2 separate regions of the Homo sapiens genome follow, and region 1 is linked to region 2. A link is an interaction called in ENCODE POLR2A ChIA-PET data of the cell type or tissue named here. Cell type or tissue: OCI-LY7. All regions are shown on one strand. Links, peaks and the distances in the headings refer to the core of each region. The heading gives the core; the rest is flanking DNA. Region 1 overlaps TBL1XR1 (TBL1X/Y related 1). Region 2 overlaps TBL1XR1 (TBL1X/Y related 1).

What was found. ChIA-PET counts read pairs that join two places held together with the same protein. Peaks named below come from ENCODE experiments on the same cell type or tissue, not always from the same donor. Only the 100,000 strongest peaks of a DNase experiment are listed, where the experiment ranks them.
Region 1: POLR2A ChIA-PET joins it to region 2 with 7 read pairs; 7 of 35 experiments call an interaction of 5 or more read pairs at or near these places.

Annotation. Positions count from the first base shown.
Region 1 is chr3:177,088,517-177,096,502 of GRCh38, reverse strand. The region is part of intron 2 of TBL1XR1 (TBL1X/Y related 1); the gene reads left to right. Among named protein-coding and RNA genes, the nearest start is that of TBL1XR1-AS1, 55 kb to the right of the region's middle. In OCI-LY7, for the core only: no CTCF peak of the experiment used is centred there; no DNase peak of the experiment used is centred there.
Region 2 is chr3:177,188,357-177,196,342 of GRCh38, reverse strand. All of the region lies in intron 1 of TBL1XR1 (TBL1X/Y related 1), which reads left to right. Among named protein-coding and RNA genes, the nearest start is that of TBL1XR1, 5.1 kb to the left of the region's middle. RefSeq lists an enhancer at 2,053-2,643. In OCI-LY7, for the core only: no CTCF peak of the experiment used is centred there; a DNase peak (open chromatin) is centred at 4,772; H3K4me3 peaks cover 688 bases.

The DNA of each region.
Region 1 (7,986 bases), core at 1,558-6,557, 100 kb after region 2:
TTAAGTGAAAAATTTTTATGTGTTACTCATATAGACTGTTTTTATAACCGCTCATAGACTATATTTTAAATTAGATCATCCCAAACATGTTTGTCAGTTTTGTTGAAAATCTCTGAAATCATTTTAATGTCATGATCACAGAAATTTAAGTGTGTGTGTGTGTGTGTATGTATGTATGTTAGTGTGTGTTAGAGATGAAGGAGACCAAGATTACAGCAAACTTGCTTACAGTCTAGCTAAGGACACTGAAGCCATTTCTATATATTTGCACAGATGTGCTAGTAAATTTGTAGGTATTGGTTCAAAATGGTATGGTTTTCCCATGACCCTCAGAAATGCAATAATAATCTGGGTTGAACCTGTGCTGTGTAGTATGTCATATTTATTTTCTCTGAAAATGCCAGAGTGCTTAGTGGGATTATATACAGTTACCTCTACTACCTCCCTACCTACCCTCAACAGTGTTTTTTTCTCTTAAAATTTAAAAGGTTGGTATATAGTAGTTGTACTTATTTTAGGGTACATGTGATATTTTGATACTTGTATAAATATAAAATGATCAAGTTAGGATAAGTGGGATATCCATCTCCTCAAACATTTTTCTTCCCCTTACTGAACATTGTTCTTGTTAAAATAATATGAGGGATTCATAACATCCTTTTTTGCCTTCACTCTTCTTTTACCTAGACACAAGTAATTTTAAATCTAATTGCACTTTACGGCAGGGTGCAGTGCCTCATGCCTATAATCCCAGCACTTTGGGGAGGCCGAGGCAGGCGGATCACTTGTGAGATCAGGAATTCGAGACCAGCCTGGCCAACATGGTGAAACCCCATCTCTACTAAAAATACAAAAATTAGCCAGGCGTGGTGGCGCACACCTGTAATCTCAGCTACTTGGGAGGCTGAGGCAAGAGAATCCCTTGAACCTGGGAGGCAGAGGTTGCAGTAAGCCACTGCACTCCAGTCTGGGTGACAAGTGAGACACCATCTCAAAAAAAAAAAAAATCTAATTGCACCTTTAATCATGATTTATAGCTGCTTTCCTGTATAAAATGTTTCATAAATACTTTTTTGTAATTATCTCATATTGCATTAGTAGGACCCATTGGCCAGCAGGTGTATATTATTATTTTGACTTTTTATTTATTATTTTTTGAGACAATCTACCCTGTTGCCCAGGCTGAAGTGCAGTGGTGTGATCTGGGCTCACTACAAAACCAAAACCGTATACCCATTAAACAGCACCCGCCCTCTCCTACCCGCCTGCGAGTTCCCAACACCCCCCTCTCCCCCTAGCCCGTCCTCTGGCAACAACCTTTTATTTCTGTTTCTGAGTTTGCTAGATACCTCATATAGGTAGCACCATATACTATTTGTCTTTTTGAGATTGGCTGCTTTTTAACATAATCTCGTGATGATTCATCTGTATTGTAGCCTGTGACATTATTTCCTTGTTTTTTTTTTAAGGCAGAATGAGATTCCATTGTATGTATATAACGCATTTTCTTTATTTTTTTATTCTTTTTTTATTTCAGTCGGTTTTTGGGGGAATAGGTGGTGGTTGCTTACATGGATAAGTTCTTTAGTGGTGATTTCTGAGATTTTGGTGCACTCATCACCTGTGCAGTGTACACTGTACCCAGTGTGTAGTCTTTCATCCCTCTCCATCCCCCACCCTTTCCCCCTAGTCCACAAGGTCCATTGTATATTCTTATGCTATTGCATCCTCCTCATAGCTTCGCTCTCACTTATGAGTGAGAACATGCAACGTTATGGTTTTCCATTCCTGAGTTACTTCACTTAGAATAATGGTCTCTCATTCCATCCAGGGTGCTATGAATGCCATTATCCATTCCTTTTTGTGACTGAATAGTATTCCATGGTGTATATACACATACCACAATTTCTTTATCCACTTGTTGACTGATGGGCTGGTTCCATAGTTTTGCAGTTGCAAATTGTGCTGCTATAAACATGCGTGTACAAGGATCTGTTTCATATAATGACTTCTTTTTCTCTGGGTAGATACCCAGTAGTGGGATTACTGGATCAAATGGTAGTTCTACTGTTAGTTCTTTAAGGAATCTCCACATTGATTTCCATAATGGTTGTACTAGTTTACATTCCCACCAGCAGTGTAAGTGTTCCCTTTTCACCACATCCACACCAACATCTATTATTTTTTCATTTTTTGATTACAGCCATTCTTGCAGGAGTAAGGTGGCATCACATTGTGGTTTTGATTTGCATTTCTCTTATTTTTAGTGATACTGAGTATTTTTTTCATGTTTGTTGGTCATTTGTATATCTTTTGAGAATTGTCTATTCATGTCCTTAGCCCACTTTTTTATAGGATTATTTGTTTTTTTCTTGCTGCTTTGTTTGAGTTCCTTGTAGATTGTGAATATTAGTCCTTTGTTGGATGTATAGATAGTGGAGATTTTCTCTCACTCTGTGGGTTGTCTGTTTACTCTGCTGATTGTTCCTTTTGCTATGAAGAAGCTTTTTAGTTAATAATTAAGTCCCATCTTAATTTATCTTTGTTTTTGTTGCATTTGCTTTGGGGTTCTTGGTCATGAAGTCGTTGCCCAAGCTAGTGTCTAGAAGGGTTTTCCCAATGTTATCTTCTGGAATTCTTATGGTTTCAGGTGTTAGATTCAACTCTTTGATCCATCTTGAGTTGATTTTTGTATAAGGTGAGAGATGAGGATACAGTTTCCTTCTTCTACATATGGCTTGCCAATTCTCCCAGCACCATTTGTTGAATAGGGTGTTCTATCCCCACTTTATGTTTTTGTTAGCTTTGTCGAAGATCAGTTGGCTGTAAATATTTGGCTTTATTTCTGGGTTCTCTGTTCTGTTCCATTGGCCTATGTGCCTATTTTTATACCAGTATCATGCTGTTTTGGTGACTATGGCCTTATAGTATAGTTTGAGATCAGGTAATGTGATGACTCCAGATTGGTTCTTTTGGCTTAGTCTTGCTTTGGCTATGTGGGCTCTTCTTTGATACCATAGAAATTTAGGACTGTTTTTTGTACTTCTGTGAAGAATGATGTAGTATTTTGATGGGAATTGCACTGAATTTGTAGATTGCTTTTGGCAGTGTGGTCATTTTCACAATATTGATTCTACCCATCCATGAACACAGGATGTGTTTCCATTTGTTTGTGTCATCTATGATTTCTTTCAGCAGTGTTTTGTAGTTTTCCTTGTAGAGGTCTTTCATCTCCTTGGTTAGGTATATTCCTAAGTATTTTATTTTATTTTTGCAGCTACTACAATAGCTGTAAAAGGGTTTGAGTTCTTGGTTTGATTCTCCACTTGGTTGCTGTTGATGTATAGAAGAGTTAGATTTGTGTAAATTAATTTTGTATCTGGAAACTTCGCTGAATTCATTTATCACTTCTAGGAACTTTTTGGAGGAGTTTTTAGGGTTTTCTAGGTATACAATTATATTATCAGCAAACAGCAACAGTTTGCCTTCCTCTTTACCGATTTGGATGCCCTTGATGTCTTTTCTTGTCTGATTGCTCTGGCTAGGACTTCCAGTAAGTACTATGTTGAATAGAAGTCATACCACATATTCTTTATCCATTCATCTGTTGGTAGACATTTGGGTTGCTTCCACCTCTTGGCTGTTATGAATAGTCCTGCTTTGAACATGGATGTGCAAATCTCTTTGACATCTTGATTTCAACTCTTTTTAGAACTGGAATTCTTTTTGGGATCTCAGAAGAGGGATTGCTGGATCATATGGTAATTCTAGGTTTTTTTTTTTCCTTGAAAAACTTCTGTACTCTTTCCAGAGCAGCAGCACTATTTTACATTTCTACCAATAGTGCAACAGGGTTCTACACACTGGACAACATTTGCTGTTTGTTTGCTAGTGCCCATCTTAATGGATGTGAGGTGCTGACAATAATTTCTTTACACTACCAACTATCTACTTAGCTTCAATTTTTCTGAACTGCTCCTAATATGTTTTTACAGAATCAACAAAACTTATACATTATGTTTGGTTACTGTGTATAGTTATGCTTCTACCTATTTTTTCCCTTTTATTTGTCCTGTGAAGTTTTCTACATTCTGTATTTTATTAATTGGATTCCTGTAGTATAATGTTCATCTTTTCCTTATATTTTCTGTAAATTGGTGGTTATAGCTAAAGGCTTCATCTAATGAATTAAGATTAATCTAATCTTAATTTAGGTTTTTTCCTTTATTATTTTGGGAGGTTGGGGTGGCAGAATATTTCACAGGTGGTGCTAAGTATAGATGGAATACCTCTAATCTGAAATGCTCCAACATCTGAAATTTTTTGAGCACTAACACGACACTCAAAGGAAATACTCATTGGAGCATTTTGGATTTCACATTTTCACAATGGGAGCGCTAAACCGTTATACTGCAGATATTTCAAAATCTGAAACACTTGTAGTCCCAATCGTTTTAGATAAAGGACACTTACTGTATGCTTGCATAAGGAAGCACCCAATGTTTGTTTTTTATTCCTGACAGTAGGCGACATTGATGATCATTCCTAGAACCATTATTTCCATGAGGGCAATGAGAATGTTCATATTCAATTATATCAAGCTTTTATTATGTGTAACATTTCTATAAAGAGAAACTTTCCCCAACAGATATTTCGTTACTTTGTGGCACAGATTGCACAGGAAAGGCATATGAAATGCATGATTCTTTCTTTTATTTACCAGTTTTCAAAGTACTGAGTTGTTTCCTGGAAGCCTTTCTAGTATTCTTGAATACCTTTCTAGGTAACAAGTGAGGATTTTTTTGAGTTATTGTGAGCGTGTGGATTTAGGCATTTGATATGTTTTATTGACTGTAGTTTGTATTCTTATTGATGTCATTCCCTTGGCCAAAAGAGCCTTTTCAAGTTGACTTCTGAGTCTTTTCTGACATGACTCTAGTATTGTCTCTCTGGTAGCTTCCTTGCTTTCTGACAAAACAACATGTTGGCCAAAGCTCATCTTGTACATGTCCTTCATTGGTCCTCAGATCAGCTATGTCTCTAAAGTCCTGATTCCTTTTAGTGAAAAAGAATATTTATATATTTATGTTATATAATATGCAATAGTTAATATGTAAACATAATAGAAAATAATGTATTAAACAAAAGTAGAGTATAAATGACATATAAAGTACATGTACTTTATAAGTACTTTAAGTACATGTAAATGTAGAAAATAAACATAATATAAAATTATACGTATTTTTATATTTATAAATGTATATTTAACCAGTATGAGTAGTGACTGTTGTTTTCATTTTTCTCTTTTTGTCCACGTCTCAGTGGGATTACAGCTAAGTATTACGTTTTAAAGTAAGTCCTCATGTGTAATCTGCCCCCCTGCCCACCTCCAATTTGATATATAGTTGGGTCAGCTTGTCCCTCCCCTCCCCTATCTCCCCAATTCCTGCTCCCATTTCCCTTTTCTTCTTCCCTTCCCCTCTCCCTCTTTTCTTTTTCTTTCTTTTCTTCTTTTCAGCAGGGTGTCACTCAGTCACCCAGGTAGGATTGCAGTGGCCTGATCATGATTCACTGCAGCCCCGACCTTCTGGGCTCAATCGATTCTCCCACCTCAGCCTCCCAAAGTAGCTGGGACCACAGGTGCATGCCACCATGCCTGGCTAATTGTTTTAACTTCTATTTTATTTTATTTCGAGACGGAGTCTCGCTCTGTCGCCCAGCTGGAGTGCAGTGGCGTGATCTTGGCTCACTGCAACCTCCGCCTCAATTCTTCAAGTGATTCTCTTGCCTTGGCCTCCTGGGCAACTGGAACTACAGGTGCGTGCCACCATGCCCAGCTAATTTTTGCATTTTTAAGAGAGACCATGTTGTCCAGGATGGTCTCTGTCTCCTGACCTCGTGATCCACCTGCCTCAGCCTCCCAAAGTGTCTTGATTACGGATGTGAGCCACTGCACCCAGCTGATTTTTTTTTTTTTTTTTTTTTAGTAGAGACAGTGTCTCCCTGTGTTGACCAGGCTGGTCTTGAACTCCTGGGCTCAAGCACTCCTCCTGGCCTCAGCCTGCCAAAGTGCTGGGATTACAGGCCTGAGCCACTATGCTGGGTCCAGGCCAATTTGTTTCATTTTATTTTTAGTATTTAGAATTTAAAAATATTTGTTTTTATTTTGTTTTATAATCATAGGAAACATTTATATCACTTCAAAGTGAGATACATTCTTACTTCCTCCTTTTGTAAGTAACCAAGTTTTAAAAATCAAACTATTTTTGGTTTATCTTGCTCAAATGTAAACAAATCCATGGGTATTCTTAAATATTCTGGAGATCACTTCATAGCAGGACATAGAGATAGTCTTTATTCATTGTTTTACAGCTGCATTCTACTCCATTACACAGATAGCTGTTTCAAGAGTGGAAGTTTTTAGATAGGAGCATGAAATGTGCATGTCAATTTGCCAGATTTCCTTCTGTAAAGCATTATGCCATCTTATGTTCCTTTCAGCAATATACGAGGTTCCCTCTTTCCCCATTAGCAGACAGTATATATGATGTCTTTTTTGATACATATATGTCTTTTAATCTGATAGGTGAGAAATAGTATTTCACTATGGTTCTAATTTGCATCTTTTCATTTATTTTATAACTGTTTGCTAGTTTATTTTAGAACTGTTTGCATATCTTTTTCTTTGAACTGTTCCACAGATAGATTCTTATTTTCCAGAAAAGTCTACCAACTGTGTCGATCAATCCCCTGAGCCCTTCTATTTCCTCTTGTTCTGTTTGTATAGTCATCCCACAACTTCTAAAAATTAATTTGGTTTAACAACAGGACTCTTCCACAAAGAATAGAATGATGCTGAGCAGTTCTCTTAGGTTTGATTCTTGAGGAACCAGACCCTTGATTATAACCCTTTATTGGAGAGGTGGATCTAGAAAGTTCCTGTGGAGAAGCCAGAAAGGGAAAAGGAGGCTGATACCGACTGCCTGAAAGACTAATTTTTTTGTTCAGTTGGACTCAAATCATGTGGCATCCTCGGGAACAGTGTAGAACATGTCTCTTTTTCCACCTAAGGGGCAAGGAACCTCGGGTAATTTGTCCACTAACCCCCATTCCTTAGTCTGGGAGTTAGGCAGTTAGGCTTTGCGGAGGGCAGGGCAGCAGCTCCTGACCTGCTGTTTGGCCTCAGGGTGCTTTGCAGTAAAAAGCTACCCAGCTGCTTGGGAAAGTTGAGTGATGAGGGAATGTGGGCTGGGCCCTGCTGGCCTCTTCTGCATTGATGAATATTCTGGTCTACTGACAGGTACATTTCTCAGTGTAATTAGTAAATCACCTCTTTTACTCATAAACCACCCTGCTGTATTTTGTTAACATATCTTCTCTCAGAACTTGATTATTCTTAAAAAACTGAAAGAAGTTATGACTTGCCAGACTGAAGACAAGACCCCAAGGAGTTGTGACCCTGCCAACAGGTCGCTGCCGAGAAAGAGTGTGGTACATAGCGAGGAGTCAATGATTATTACCTACTTATAAATGTAGCATCCATAAATTAATTTGTTCTATTTACTGTAGGAAAGTTCATTGTTACTTTCATTTTTAATCTTTTACCATCATGATTAGGAACTGGTATTATTAAATGTGAAGAAAGAAGGACATTGTCGCATGATATTGTGTGAACCATTTTCATTTGGTTGAGAATGTATGCCTCTGGAGAGCTGATTCCCAAATCAACAGTAAGAGGGTTACATTGAACACCTCTTAGTCTCTAGGCTTTTCTTTTCTTTTTTTTTTTTTTAAACAAATGAAGAAAAGCAGAGCACACACAAATTGGAGTTATATTTAACTGATTCCTTGTATCTTTGTCATTAGAGGCTGAAATAACTGAGCCTAAAATGGAAGCTGTGAAAGACTGTAGTATCACGTGAAAGGCAGAGAAAGCTTGGCTTCTTACATGGATTTAATCTTTACACAGGTTGAGCATTGGTTATC
Region 2 (7,986 bases), core at 1,865-6,864:
CTGGTAAGTTTTGGGTGGCACAGAGTCACGTTATTTTCTGACAGTGTAAAGGCCACGTTGTGAGGGTGGTTTCTCGGTAACTTCCTCTTTGCAACCGATTTAATTTTTTGAACAGAAGCAGACTTTTATTTAAGTGGAATATTAATCTTAAATGGCAGCTCGAGGGAAGCCATGCATGTGTTAACGTGTTCAGTATTTTTGGAAGTTCTTAATTTGCTGAAACAGGCATCACTTCGCAGTGGCAACCGGGATTAAATTTAGGTTGTGAAAATGGTGTATTTCATGTAAAATTTGGGTTGTGGCTTTTAAAAAATGCTCTCTTTGTTAGGTTATCTAAGTGTCTCTAAGATAATTTGGTGATTACAAATGAGAAATGTTGGAAACTAGTTAAAAATTAGGTGTTCTCAGTGTCTGGAGTTTACTTGAAATCTTGGACTGTGCAGGCACCAGGGGTGAAGAGTTTTAGTACCTATGTGATTTACAGTTGACTTAGGAAAGTTTACTATTCACTTTCTTGTTTTCCAAACAGGAACCGTATGCTGATCTAAACAAGCTTGTTAATAAAATGTGGGGGGTGAAAATGCCAGGTTATTTTTAGTTTGAATTTTAAGACTGAATGGTTGCTCTACCCCCCACCTCATATAATTAAGTGATCTTCCCCCTCCGTTTTTCCTAAAGGCTTCTTCACCAGTTTGGATAATAAGGCCCTCGTGGTGTGTTCATCTACTTACCTGAAATAACTTGGAATAAATAATTTCGATTACACGTTGAAGATACAATGAGTGACTGTTTGGGTTTTCCAGTGTGATTCATTTTCATTTTTGTTAAAATAAGACCCATGCTACATTGATGTATTTTAGTAATGCCGACTTCCTGGGATTGTATGTTCTCACCATTTTAATAGTTTATAGTCTGGGGAAGTAGGGCACCTTTGTCTCCCCGAAAACATGGTGTGGGTTGGGTGGTATCATGGGAGTTGATGGCAAGCTTCCCAAATAGTTGAGAGTTCTAGAAATAGTTAGCATTTACCTGTGGGGGAGGGGCTGCAGGAAGAAAGTATGCCTGAGAGCAGTTAGGCGTGTGATGTGTGATTAGGCTTCTTGCTCTTAAATCCAGGTTTTCTTGTTTGGAATATGATTTTTTTTTTCAACCCTATCCTGCACTGAGATGTATGTAATCGCAATCATTAAATTCATAAATAACTACTATTTTTTTTGACGTTTGAGTTGTTGGAATCCGACCTACAGGACAAAATACTAAACTGTATGGGGGACGAAAACTACGTGCCTGGGAAAAGTTTTTCTTATTGCTAAGGAACTTAATAAAGTGACATGTTAATGGCATAAAAATTGTTGCAAAGCTCACCGTCAGTTTATGACATTTTTCTTTTAACGTATACCAGCTTTGGGTATTAATGTGGGAGACACTGGTGGTAAATGGAGTGACCCCTTGCAGAGATGATATTTTTGCATTGGTTGCTTCAAAGAAGTGTTAAGCATTTTAATACGTATGTCTAAGAATCTTTTTGATATTTGTATTCTCGACACCTAATTAAAGGTTTTGCATGATTACCATGACACCAGTCTCCCGAAAGAATTAGAGGTAACTGCTTCCTGTGTTCTAGGAGCCTTTCAAGCTAACAGAAGGTAATATAAATATAAGGGGTACTGATAAAAGGAAATGTATTAATAGACCTTTTGAACATCAACTTGTTGATTAAATCTATCAGTGCAGTATATATACAACCTTGTCAGACGAGTAGCTGACAAAGGAATCTCCCTAGTACAACTTGTAGCAGTACTATTATAAAGAATTCCTGACTTGACACATTTTGATGAAGTTGGTTGAAATAATTTGTTGGGTTTGTTCAATTTTTGGTGTCATTTATATAAAAAGAATAAAGAAGAATGTGAATGGTAGGAAGTCAGGGGAGAGGCATGGCAGAAACATTGGTATTCACTAGAACTTGTATTTTTCTAGTGCATGTGAATTGGACTCATTTCACAAATAACATTTACAGTATAAGTCACTGAAATGCAAAAAAGGAAAGCAGCTAACACGAGACATTTATACTTTATGCTCAGACATTCTGGTAGTAGAGGAGGGCTAGGACCCTAGAGCTGTGTAGTAAAGAATTGTTGAGTATCGTTCAGTTTAGGTACCACGAAGGTGGTATCTCCTGCTCTGCCACCAATAGAAACTTGAAGTTAAAAAGAAAAGACTCTGAGAGCGCTGATGCTGGAGAGATTTGGCTGTTTACCCCTCTGGGATTGGATTCGGTAAGAGTGCAATTAATTGCCCTGTAACCATAGAGCCAGAGGAGAGGGACTAGGTGCTCCGGGCTATGCTCTAGGAGGTGTGAGGTGCTTTCTATGCTGTTTATACCCTAGGCTAATCCTATGAGGTAGATAGTGTTGGGCTTTTTTTGTGGATGATGAAACAGAGATGCAAAGAAGTTAATTCCCTTGTTCAAGGCCACAAAATTATTAAATGAACACTAGGATTCAAACCTGGGTCTGTCTTAGATGACTGAATCTGCGGAATTTTCCCAGCTGTTTTGTTAGTCTTGATCCGTGTAGATCATCCTTCCAAAAACTTGTGTTTCTAATCAAGTTTATGATCTATAGTTGAGCGTCTGTACTAAATGGGTCGAGTGATTACATGGGTAAATGAAATTGATAGAACTCATATCATTGTGCTGAATTCCCTAGCACCATTTAATAAGATGCAGTCTTGCTGGGTGCAGTGGCTCACGCCTGTAATCCAAGCACTTTGGAAGGCCAAGGCGGGCGGATCACGAGGTCAAGAGATTGAGACCATCTTGGCCAGCATGGTGAATCCCCGTCTCTACTAAAAATACACAAATTAGCTGGGCGTGGTGGCGGGTACCTGTAGTCCCAGCTACTCGGGAGGCTGAGGTGGGAGAATCGCTTGAACCCAGGAGGTGGAGGTTGCAGTGAGCCAAGATCGCGCCATTGCACTCCAGCCTGGGCGATAGAGGGAGACACCCTCTCAAAAACAAACAAACAAAAAATTTGTGTAAGAAAAATCATTGAAGTCTTTGTGTTGTAGCATAGTGGTTAAAGTGAGTTCAAACTCAGGCTCTATCCTTTACTAGCTGTGATGTTGGGGTAGTAGCTCCTCATACGTTTTATTTATTTTTTAAAATTTTATTTTATTTTATTTTTTTGAGACGGAGTTTCGCTCTGTTGCCCAGGCTGGAGTGCAGTGGCGCGATCTCGGCTCACTGCAACCTCCGCCTCCTGGGTTCAAGTGATTCTCCTGCCTCAGCCTCCCAAGTAGCTGGGATTACAGGTGCTTGCCACCACTCCCGGCTAATTTTTGTGTTTTTAGTAGAGATGGGGTTTCAGCATGTTGGCCAGGCTGGTCTCGAACTCCTGACCTCAGGTAACGTGCCTGCCTCGGCCTCCCAAAGGGCTGGGATTATAGGCATGAGCCACATTGCGCCTGGCCCTAATGTGTTTGTTTCTTCATCAGTGTAAGGGGACAGTCAACTTTCATAGAGTTAAGAAGATCCAGTTAGTGTGTGAGAGGTACTTAGAACAATGGTTGACATTCTAAGCATCCTGTAAGTGTAAGTTGCTCCTGATAGGTTTGATTTTTGAAGTTTGTTTCTTTGTATTACATTTTATTTGCTTGTTATTTATTTTAGTAGGGGCATAATGTCATAGGAAGGATTTGATAGCTCCATTTCCTAAGTAACCCATTTGAAGTAAACTTAGCTTGGTTTTTTTTACTCTTAAAAAGTTGTGGTTTAAGGCTTACATATACTATGAATAATTTACATGATTGGTGTAGGTACGGTGGTGGATCTTTTTTGCATGCCTTTGTTGCTATTCTGTCATCTGGGTTGGACTTCTTAAGCCTACTTGCACCATTTGAAACATTTTTCAACTTACTTTCTTTCTTTTTTTTTTTTTTTTGAGATAAAGTCTCACTTTGTTTGTTGCCCAGGTTGGAGTGCAGGTTGGAGTGCAATGGCGCGATCTCCTCTTACTGCAACCTCGCGCCTCCTGGGTTCAAGCGATTCTCCTGCCTCAGCCTCCTAGCTGGGATTATAGGCATGCGCCACCACGCCCAGCTAATTTTTGTATTTTTAGTAGAGACGGGGTTTCACCATGTGGTCTCCATCTCTTGACCTTGTGATCTGCCCGCTTTGGCCTCCCAAAGTGCTGGGATTACAGGCGTGAGCCACCGCGCCCAGCTTCAACTCTTTTTTTTTTTTTTTTGAGACAGAGTCTTGCTCTGTCACCCATGCTGGAGTGCAATGGTGCGATCTCGGCTCACTGCAACCTCTGCCTCCCGGGTTCAAGCGATTCCCCTACCTCAGCCTCCCAAGTAGCTGGGATTACAGGCGCCTGTCACTTGCCTGGCTAATTTCTTGTATCTTTAGTAGAGATGGGGTTTCACCATGTTGGTCAGGCTGGTCTCGAACTCCTGACCGCCCGTCTCGGCCTCCCAAAGTGCTGGGATTACAGGCATGAGCCACCGTGCCAGGCAAACTCTTTAAATACAAAGGGAACTCTTTCAAGGTTTGGGTCCAGCAGAACCTAGGGTCTGCCTTTTAGGCTGTAGTGATTACTTTGGGTAGGTGGTTTTATTTTATTTTTCCTGACCACTTTTTATCTGTGTATTCTTTTCCGTATTATCAGATGCTGTCTAGATAGTTGTCCTTAGAAGTTCAGTTCCTCTATGAGCCTTATCTTATGTTCACTTCCCATTTTTAACCATACTTAATTTAGCACTAGTGTTCACTTTGCTAATAGTCAAAAGTTCTATGTATCAGGACTATACAGGTGCTTTGACAAGTACTGTGACAGTCTGAGTGCTGATGCCTGAATTTAACAGTGAGAAAATTGAGGCTCAGGTAGTAGGGGACAGAGCAGGAATTTAGGCCCAGTTTGTGTGAATTCTAGGCCAGTGTTGTTACCTAGCAGTCTGTCTTCTCAATGAATGAATGGTTGTAGGTCTGGATTATTAAGTTTTTATTTGGTTGCCCTGAGCAACCTTTCTTATTCATTTTATCTTCTGTAACTACTGACAGTGTAATTTATTTAAAGTACTGGTTTCATCTTGTCAGTTCCCCTGCTGGAGAACCCATAATGGATTCTCTTTGCCAACTGGATTGAATTTGTATGCTTCAGTCTGGCTTTTAAGAAGGTTCCATTCTACCTATTCAGCTTTATTTCTCACTCTTAGTTGGGATTCTTGCCGGCCTCTCAAATACGGTAGTTTTTGCCATACTCACTACTTTGCTTTTGTGCATGCTGTTGTTCCCTTTGTCCTTCTTATAGCCTAGTTTCAGTCCCCCTTCTTCCATGAATCCTTTTCTGGCCATCCTGACTCAGGATATTTCTTCTCTGAGATTCCATTGCACTTAATGAAGATCACAAATCCCATAACTGTTTATTGTTTTGTTGCCCCAACTACGATGTTTCTTGAACGGATGGACCTTTTTCCTTCCAGCATTTGGCAGAGTTCTTAATACCATTTTCATGTTAAAATGGATTGTGAGGGCCTGTGTTAAAATGGGAGCAGTGACAGCCCTGTTCCACTGTAATGTGGCAGCATCTTCTTTTTGAGTTAGACCTTAAAGATTTAGGTGTGCTATAGTCACATTTAACTGTTCATTTAAATTTTAGTGCTGCCAGAGTTGCAAAGGAAGAAAAATTTGTTAGTTTCTTAGATGAAAATGGATGGTTTTGACTGGGTACGGTGGCCCACGCCTGTAATCTCTGCACTTTGGGAGGCCCAGGCAGGGGGATCACCTGAGGTCAGGAGTTTGAGACCAGCCTGGCTAACATGATAAAATGTTTAGCTCTACTAAAAATACAAAAAATTAGCTGGGAGTGGTGGCACACGCCTATAATCCTAGCTACTCAGGAGGCTGAGGCAGGAGAATAGCTTCAACCCGGGAGGCGGAGGCTGCAGTGAACTGAGATTGCGCCACTGCACTCCAGCCTGGTCAACAAGAGCATCAACTCCGTCACATACACAAAAAAAGAAAATGGATGGTTTTGCCCTTTTAATTCTGGAATAGTAGCCACAGTACTGGGGGAAAACCTAGTCTAGTTAGGAATTGTGTCACAGTAAGTTGACTTTATCTGGTTATATATGTGTCAGGTAGTTAGGTATAATGATGCTTAAGATTTTGGACTCTTTTTTTTTTTTTTTTTTTTTTTTTTTTTGAGATGGAGTTTCACTCTTGTTGCCCGGGCTGGAGTGCAATGGCACATGCTTGGCTCACTGAAACCTCCGTCTCCTGGGTTCAAGCGATTTTCCTGCTTCAGCCTCCCCAGTAGCTGGGATTACAGGTGTCCGCTTACACGCCCAGCTAGAACTTTATTTTCTTAATCTGTTAGGTTTTTTCTTCATTATTTCCTTAGTAGTGTACCTAAGTTAAGATAGTGTTTTTAGATCTCACTGTTTTACAGCATTCTGACTGCACTGGAGTTTCATTTGAGCCATTACTATTAATTTATTAACATTCAGTATAGGATATATGTATTATACAATGTAAGTGAGTTTTATCTACCAGAAGAATGTCTCTTAACCATCTCCCTTCAGTAAATTTTTATGGTAAGACTGTGCTGTATTAGTTCCAGCCAACCAGGGTAATTGACTATAAAGGCAACTAATTTGGTGTTACATCCTTCTTTTTTTTTTTTTTTTGAGATGGAGTCTTGCTCTGTCTCCCAGACTGGCTGGATGTGATCTCCGCTCACTGCAACCTCCGCCCCCTGGGTTCAAGCGATTCTCCTGCCTTAGCCTCCCAAGTAGCTGGGATTACAGGTGCTGGCCACCACGCCTGGCTAATTTTTTTGTAATTTTAGTAGAGATGGGGTTTCACCATGTTGGCTAGGCTGGTCTTGAACTCTTGACTTCAGGTGATCCACCCACCTTGGCCTCCCAAATTGCTGGGACTAACAGGCGTGTACCACCACGCCCAGCTAATTTTTGTATTTTTAGTAGAGATGGGATATCACCTTGTTGGCCAGGCTGGTCTTGAACCTCTGGGCCTTGTTATCTGCCCACCTCGGCTTCCCAGAGTGCTGGGATTATAGGCGTGAGCCACCACACCTGGCCTGAAATTGTTATTTCTTATTTTTATTTTGAGACAAAGACTCATTCTGTTGCCTAAGCTGGAGTGCAGTGGCATGATCTTGGCTCACTGCAATCTCCACCTCCTGGGTTCAAGCGATTCTACTGCCTCAGCCTCCTGAGTAGCTGGGACTACAGGAACGTGCCACCATGCCCGGCTAATTTTTTTGTATTTTTAGTAGAGATAGGGTTTCGTTATGTTGGCCAGGCTGGTCTTGAACCCCTGACCTCGTGATCCACCCGCCTCGGCCTCCCCAAGTGCTGGGATTACAGGCGTGAGCCACCGCACCCGCCCAAAATTTTTAATATTTATGTATAGAATGTAAGCTTTTCAGCATGATTTTGAATCAAACAAAATGAGTTAGATTGAAAGCTCTGCTTTCTGAGAGCTTAGATTTGTAACTCAGAATTAGTGTGGACTGTAAGGATCATGCTGAAAGGTTAATACATTTTGGTAAACATAGAGTACCCAGATTCAGGAGATTTATGTGAAATGAATAGGTTTGAGGGATGAGGGAGGAGGAATACCTGTTGAACATTTAAACTGTGAAGTTTGCCACCTATTTTCCCCTTTATTGAAGGTTTCAGGAGGTAGAATTTAAAAAAACAAAACTCTGGGCTGCAAGGGTCAGAGATGGTCATTACGGTATCTTAATAGAGTAATTTCTTTTTTTTGACGGAGGTTTGCTCTTGTTGCCCAGGCTGGAGTGCAATGGCGCAATTTTGGCTCACTGCACCCTCCACCTCCCAGGTTCAAGCAGTTCTCCTGCCTCAGCCTTCTGAGTAGCTGGGATTACAGGCATGTGCCACCACACCTACCTAATTTTGTATTTTTAGTAGAGATGGAGTTTCGCCATGTTGGCC